Regions from separate parts of the Mus musculus genome. Here region 2 is linked to region 1. The links are chromatin contacts, found by Hi-C in ENCODE. All regions are on one chromosome and are shown on one strand. The core of a region is the stretch at or near the end of the contact, and the rest is flanking DNA. Distances in the headings are between cores, read along the strand shown. Region 1 holds the start of Ccdc63 (coiled-coil domain containing 63). Region 2 holds the start of Ift81 (intraflagellar transport 81).

Region 1 (3,192 bases), core at 297-2,796:
TAACCCATGTTTTTTGTTTGTTTGGTTGGTTTTGGTTTTTTCGAGACATGGTTTCTCTGTATAGCCCTGGCTGTCCTGGAACTCACTCTGTAGATCAGGCTGGCCTCGAACTCAGAAATCCACCTGCCTCTGCCTCCCAAGTGTTGGGACTAAAGGCATGCGCCACCACTGCCCGGCCTAACCCATGTTCTTTATCACTAAGCACACTGCTAGATAAGGGTCTTGTAGGATGTAGACAGTTGCTTGGGTTTGAATGACTCGTAATTAACAGACTCGGGAAGTTCTGAGACGACTCTACCGTGGGTCAGAACTGTGACTCAGAGTCCACTCTTTTGGCTTCTAATAAAAGTCCTGAAGTTGCAGCTCCAGGTTTTCCCAGGGGCCGATGACCGGGGAGGGGTGCCCTATACTTACCCTATACCCGCAGTCACTATCTGAGGAGCTAGCCAACATTGTAGACCATCAGCCACTGGTCTCCCTTAGGCTTGCAACAGGGCTGCCAGCAACCAACAGAGGCAGCATATCTCCTATTTCCTTTTCAGCGACAGCAAAGCACCTTCCTCTTCTCTAACCTTGGGCTGTGGGAAGCTCCTCTGGTGCCTTTGAGACCACGACCAGTAATTATAAGCCCACCCCTGTGGCAGACTCCAGGAAATAATGCACCCCACCCCCGCTGTTGCCCCCAGACATGGTTTCTCTGTGTAGCTCTGGGTGTCCTGGAACTCAACTCTGTAGACCAGGCTGGCCTTGAACTCAGAGATCTGCCTGTCTCCGCTTTCCGAGTGCTGGGATTAAAGGCATCGATAGATCCACTGCCTGGCACCAGTTAGTCTCTTAACGTTCCTAGTCCAAGCATTGACTGGGAAGGATGGGCTGATTTGGGTATCTGACCGCCGTGGAGACTGTCTTGCTGTGTGTGCTGGTTCCATTTGTTTACCGCTGGCAGCTTTGTTTGCTCTAGGCTACACTGGGGGCGCACGCGAGGGGCCGTGGCGGGGGTGGGGGGGTGGGGGTGGGGTGGGGCTCGTTCTTCTTGGCAAGAGGGCCGAGTTCTGCACCCAGGAAGAACCGCGATGGGAAACCTTCGCCAGAGAGGCATGTTTCTAACCACTGCCCACCCAGTGGCAGACAGTGGAGAGCAGCCGAAACAGCAGGACCCGAGGGCAACTTCCAGATGGTGAAGGGCGGACCGGGGTAAAGTCATTGCCTAACCTGCCCCAGGTTTAATCTCCAAACTCTGAAAACAAGTCGTTTTAGGTCACTGTGTAACAGAAAGGAGGTATTTAATGGTGAAGCGAGAGGAAAGAGAGTAGTAACCCAGGGAGGGAGGGAATGGAAGCTGGCTTGGTGGCCAAGGTGGCCAAGGTGTTTGACACAGGGCAGCTGAGGGTAGCCCAGGAATGCGTTGCCCTGTCCCCTCTGGTAAAATGCGGGTTCTCCGTGGGTCCGGTTGTCTCGGCTGTCCTTAGAGAACGCGAGTCGCCGCTGTCACAAAGGCGCGGGTTCCAGGGCGGAGAACGCGGGGTGCGGAGCTGGCTGCCACTTAGACACACGAGCCGCCACTACCGGGAGCCGCGGGAGCCGTGGGTGGTAAGTTAGGGTACACACAGCGCCCCCTGCCGGGGATGAGCAGAGGTGAGGCAGGAACCAGCCACTGCCACCATAAACGCTCCCCAAACTCAAAGAGCTATATGTGCTCTCAAGCGACTGTGTATTTATTTATTACGTATCCATTCACTTACAGCACAGACTGACCTTGAAGTAAAGCTACAGCCAAAGATCTTGACCTCATGATCTTCCTGTTTCCACCTCCCGCGTCACTCAGGCCAGCACCACCACGCCCACCTTTTGTTTTCTTTTTAAAACAAATTGATCACGTCGTGAGGGTGGCTGAACCACAGCTCAGTTCCCCACAACACTAAGCACACAGTAGGCGCTTGTTTGTATGCCAAATCGACTTAGACATTCACACTGCCACAACTCTCATGATTTATAAGTCCCCAGAAATTTCATTTCAAATTGTCTCATGAAAAGTTCTTCCTGTCTGGTGTGATAGGACGCGATCCAGTGACATCTTCTGGTCTGGCTAAGCCTTGAGGTTTTGGTGTTTATGGTTTCTCTCCCCATGCTAGTATGATTCATAGAGCCCCATGGAACTGGCTGACCTAGATTCCCCAGGTTAAAATTCAGTTACTAAATTCTCTCCAGTGTACAACAGGAATTACTGGTCCACGGAAGTGGGAGGGGATTATGCAGATTAGGGGAGGGCGTGGCCCTCCCCACTGTCTAGATGGGGAACTGAGGCTCCAGAGAGCAGCACAGATGTACCTGAGGTCCGTTAGAGGCTGGGCAAGAATGTGAATGGAGAACCTGGAATTCCACATAGGACCTCGCAGTTTCTGGGACACAGTGGGCCTAACAACCCTTTGGGGCTTGTCTGCTAATGTCCCCACTCCTAAGTGCCTCTGGGCAGGTAGCATTCAAGTTCTGATATGATAAAATGTTCCTCTGGGTTGCTGGTTGCTGGTTCCTGATCCTAGAAGTGGGGTATGGGTGGGGTAATCACAGCGTAGGCAGGGTTTCAACTCTGTTGTGTGTGTGGGTGTGGGATAGGTATGTATCAGTGGGTAGTGCTGGCCTAGCCTGCATGAAGTACCGGATATGGTAGCACATGCCTCTAATCCCAGCACTTTGGAGGTGGAGGCAGGAGGATCAGGAGATCAAGGCCAGCCTTGGCAGCATACTGAGTTTGAGGCCAGCCTCGACTACAGGAGACTCTGTCCCAAAGTCAAAAAAACCAAAACAGCTCCATCAGGTTGATCATCAGAGGCCTCTGTGCCCCTTTCCTTTAGAGATGTGAGGAGAAGGGTAAGTGACAGGCTGGAGCCATCTGCCCAGGTCCTAATAATAAACTGGGGAGCGGAAGAAGTTCCGGTGCGATCGGATCTTGGGGGGAGGGGCTCTTGTTACACCCGGCGCCATCTGCTGTGTCCCCTTGTATGCCAAGCTGTGGGTGGAAGGGGACTATGGGAGGGAGGAGAGGCGCATGGGTCCTCACTGCCAGCAGGGTGGCCCACTTCCTTTTTCCTCTCTCATTCTGGGCAGGACATTGCAGACAGAGGAGACAAAGAGAGACGGAGAAAGAGGTGGGCTTGCTGGCTTTGACCTCCAGGACCCAGTGTCTAAGCAGAA
Region 2 (2,978 bases), core at 11-2,510, 480 kb before region 1:
CAAGGTCGGAGGTGTAACTCAGTGGTAGAGTTCTTTCCTAGCACAGGCTATAGGAGAACAGGATGAGGAGGTGGAGGAAGAGGGGGTGGAGCGGGAGGTGAGGTAGAAGTGACAAGCTTTCAGAACCGCTGTTAGAGCCTGTTAGAAATCTATTCAAAATCTCAAACACAGTTCAGTTAGAAGGTACCATTAGGAGCTTACATACCAGACTTGACCAGGCGTCTCTGGGGGGAAAAGAAAAGCTACCCACAGTTTGTTTCAGACAGAATAAGCAAGGTCTCTATGCTGTAAAACTGTTGCTAGGAATGTCTTCTTAGACTCCTCAGTGAATCCCACCAAGGAATCACAGGGTGAAGTCAGTTCCTCCTTTCGTCTGTAGCAGGTGGGGACACCACAATCTGTCTCTGTGGAACCTGTCTCTAGGTTTGTGTGCCAAGCGCCTTTACCAGTTGAGCTACCTCAACAGGTCATTTGGATTCTTTTTACTGGTCTTTAAACAGCGCTCTGTCTAATGGAGACATGACAGTATGATTCCTTCAGCCATCCCTGTCCCCCAGTAAACGTCACACATACTCTGTCATCACTGAGACATCTTGGTACATTTCTCTCCGTCCTGGGCTGTTTAACTATATTGCCTCTCTTTCCCCATCATCTCTGTGAGGACAGAACCAACCCTATTGGGTCTTGTTCTCTATTGCATTTCCAGCAGTCAGCAGTATGGAATGCCTAATTTATCATTTGTTAGCTTGAGGTTGTGGCAAGTCTGGTATTACATTTACTGTTTCTCCAAGGATGTCTGAGCATCTAACCTAGTTTTCAGAGTAGGCCTCCATTTGTCCCGGTCTGTCTCTCCTCTCCATGTCTGGGTCTCTCAATCCATAGTTTATAATTGTTCCATGCATGATTTAACCTGGAGATTCTTTCGTCGAAAACCTAAATTCGGAAACCACGCCCAATGCTTTCTGACCCCAAACCCTATCCAGTCCTGCTTCAAACAAGTCGCCCCAAGTTTGGTAAATAAATGAATGAATGAATGAAACAGCACACGCAAACAGCACAGGTTAAGCCCTTTGTCAAGGTGAGAACGGTAGACGGTTCGCAAAGGTTATTATCAGCAGGAGTCTAAGTGGGAATAACAGCCAGAGTCACCCTAGGCTTTCTGCAGAGGTTCGGAACCCCAGGTACCAGGGCCAAGCTTTCCAGCCCGAGGCTCCGCCCTCCGGTGTGCGCGCGCCCCCCTCCTCCCCGAGCCAGAGGAAGTGACGTCACCGCATGGCAACCGTTGCCAAGGAGCGGTCTCTAAGAACCCGCAAGCGCCCCAGTGCCTCCCGAGGGTGGGGAGGTGGTTTCGTGAGGAGGATTTGAGGTAACCCCCGCCAACTCGCGGTCGGGAACTCCGCGAACCCCCGAATCCCGTCAAGCTGCGCCCGCTCCCGGCCGGTGGCGGCAGCAGGGCCTGTCGGGGGGCGGGGGGTCGGCCGCGCGGGTCCCCCTCGGTCTCCGGGCGTCGCAGGAGGCCGTAGGCCTGCGCGCGCTGCCCCGGCTGGGCCGGATACCACGCGCGTCCTGGTTTTAATTCTTGCCCCGGCTCCCCCTGGGTGCTGCAGTGGGTGAGTGCTGGTGAATTAGCTCGGCCGGTTGCGCTGGAAGAGGGAGAGTAATTGCTTTTGCTAATTTTAGCGCGCAGCGCCCGGCGGGCAGCGACAGCCCTACCTGGTTCAAGAGCATCTCTGTCCTCTGAAAGCTGGTGGGGCAACGCAGCTCATTTCTTTTCTTAAAAAAGTTTGGAAACTTGGCGTGTATTAGTTGCGCATAATGGGTACCACTGTATTCACACATGCATACATATAGTGTATTCCATCACCCCATCCCCGTTTCTCGCTCTTCGCTTTCCTGCTCCCACGGAATCCATTTCCTAACCCTTCTCCCTTCGACTTTTTTGCCCCCACCTCACTCCCCTTTTCTTTTGGAGGTCCAATGAGTTTAATTATGGTTCCCCACCCTTAGCAACCATTAAGTTGCCTGTAATAATCGTGAGCCCCTCCCCTTTTCTTCTCTTGGCAACATTTTCTTGCTTATCCAGATATTTGGTTTGATTTTGTGTTTCTCAGAGAAGAAAAAGCCGTATGGACAACTTCTAAATTAGTTTAAATATATGTGGATATAAGGATGTGTATTATATTTTTACAGTTGAAAACTTGAGCCTCCCAAGTTTTTAAAAAGTAAAGATATTCTCTGTAATTTATTTATTTCTGGCTTGTTTTTTGAGACAATGCTTCTCTGTAGAGTCCTGGCTGGCCAGGAACTCACTCTGTAGACCAGGCTGGCCTCAAACTCAGAAATCCTCCTGCCTCTGCCTCCTAGCACTGAGATTAAAATTGCACACTACTATCCCTGAGATAGTCTTTATATATAAACTTAAAAAGAAACCTTAAATTTAGCAACCATACTGGTTGTGCCATCCTTTCTTATCTTTTAGAACAACTTTATTTCCTTCCTTCTAGCTTCCTTCCTCCTTTCCTTCCTTCCTTTCTTCCAAATGTCTTCTAAATGTAAGCTTCACCCACCCAATTAAAGAACCCATTTCATGCCAGACTTGGTGGCTCTTGATTTTAATTCCAGCACTCAGGAGAGAGAAGCTTGGTCTACACCGTGAGTTCCAGGCCAGCTAAGGCTACACAGCAAAACCTGTTTTAAAAGGAGAGAAAGAGAGAGAGAGAGAGAGAGAGAGAGCGCGCGAGCATGTGTGTTGGGGGGGGTGGAGTAAGATGCTCAGGGCTTACTTTATGTCTTGAGTGAAACAGTATCTGTCTCATAGTTTTAACTAAGAAAGCATTGAGATGACTTTGTCGTCTTGTCCACCTCACCTTTTCTAGTTTAAGAGGGTCTTATAGTGCAGCCCAGGTTGGCCTTAAACTTTGCCTCCTTCTTTCTCAGCCGCCTCACTTCTGGGCTTACAGTGTGGGGCAGTGCTCAGG

The links. A loop is a pair of places that touch in the nucleus more often than their neighbours do.
Region 2: a loop to region 1 is called in a map of gastrocnemius, with 2.4 times the contacts of the local background. The contact joins the promoter of Ift81 here to the promoter of Ccdc63 in region 1. A Hi-C loop is called at or near these places in 2 of 37 maps with a recorded cell type or tissue (gastrocnemius and v-Abl transformed pro-B cells).

What each region holds. Positions count from the first base shown.
Region 1 is chr5:122,130,319-122,133,510 of GRCm38, reverse strand. It overlaps Ccdc63 (coiled-coil domain containing 63), which reads left to right and starts at 1,546. Exons shown (of 12, transcript NM_001384199.1): 1 at 1,546-1,590; 2 at 3,106-3,192.
Region 2 is chr5:122,612,826-122,615,803 of GRCm38, reverse strand. Ift81 (intraflagellar transport 81) reads left to right here and starts at 1,260. Exons shown (of 19, transcript NM_009879.4): 1 at 1,260-1,366.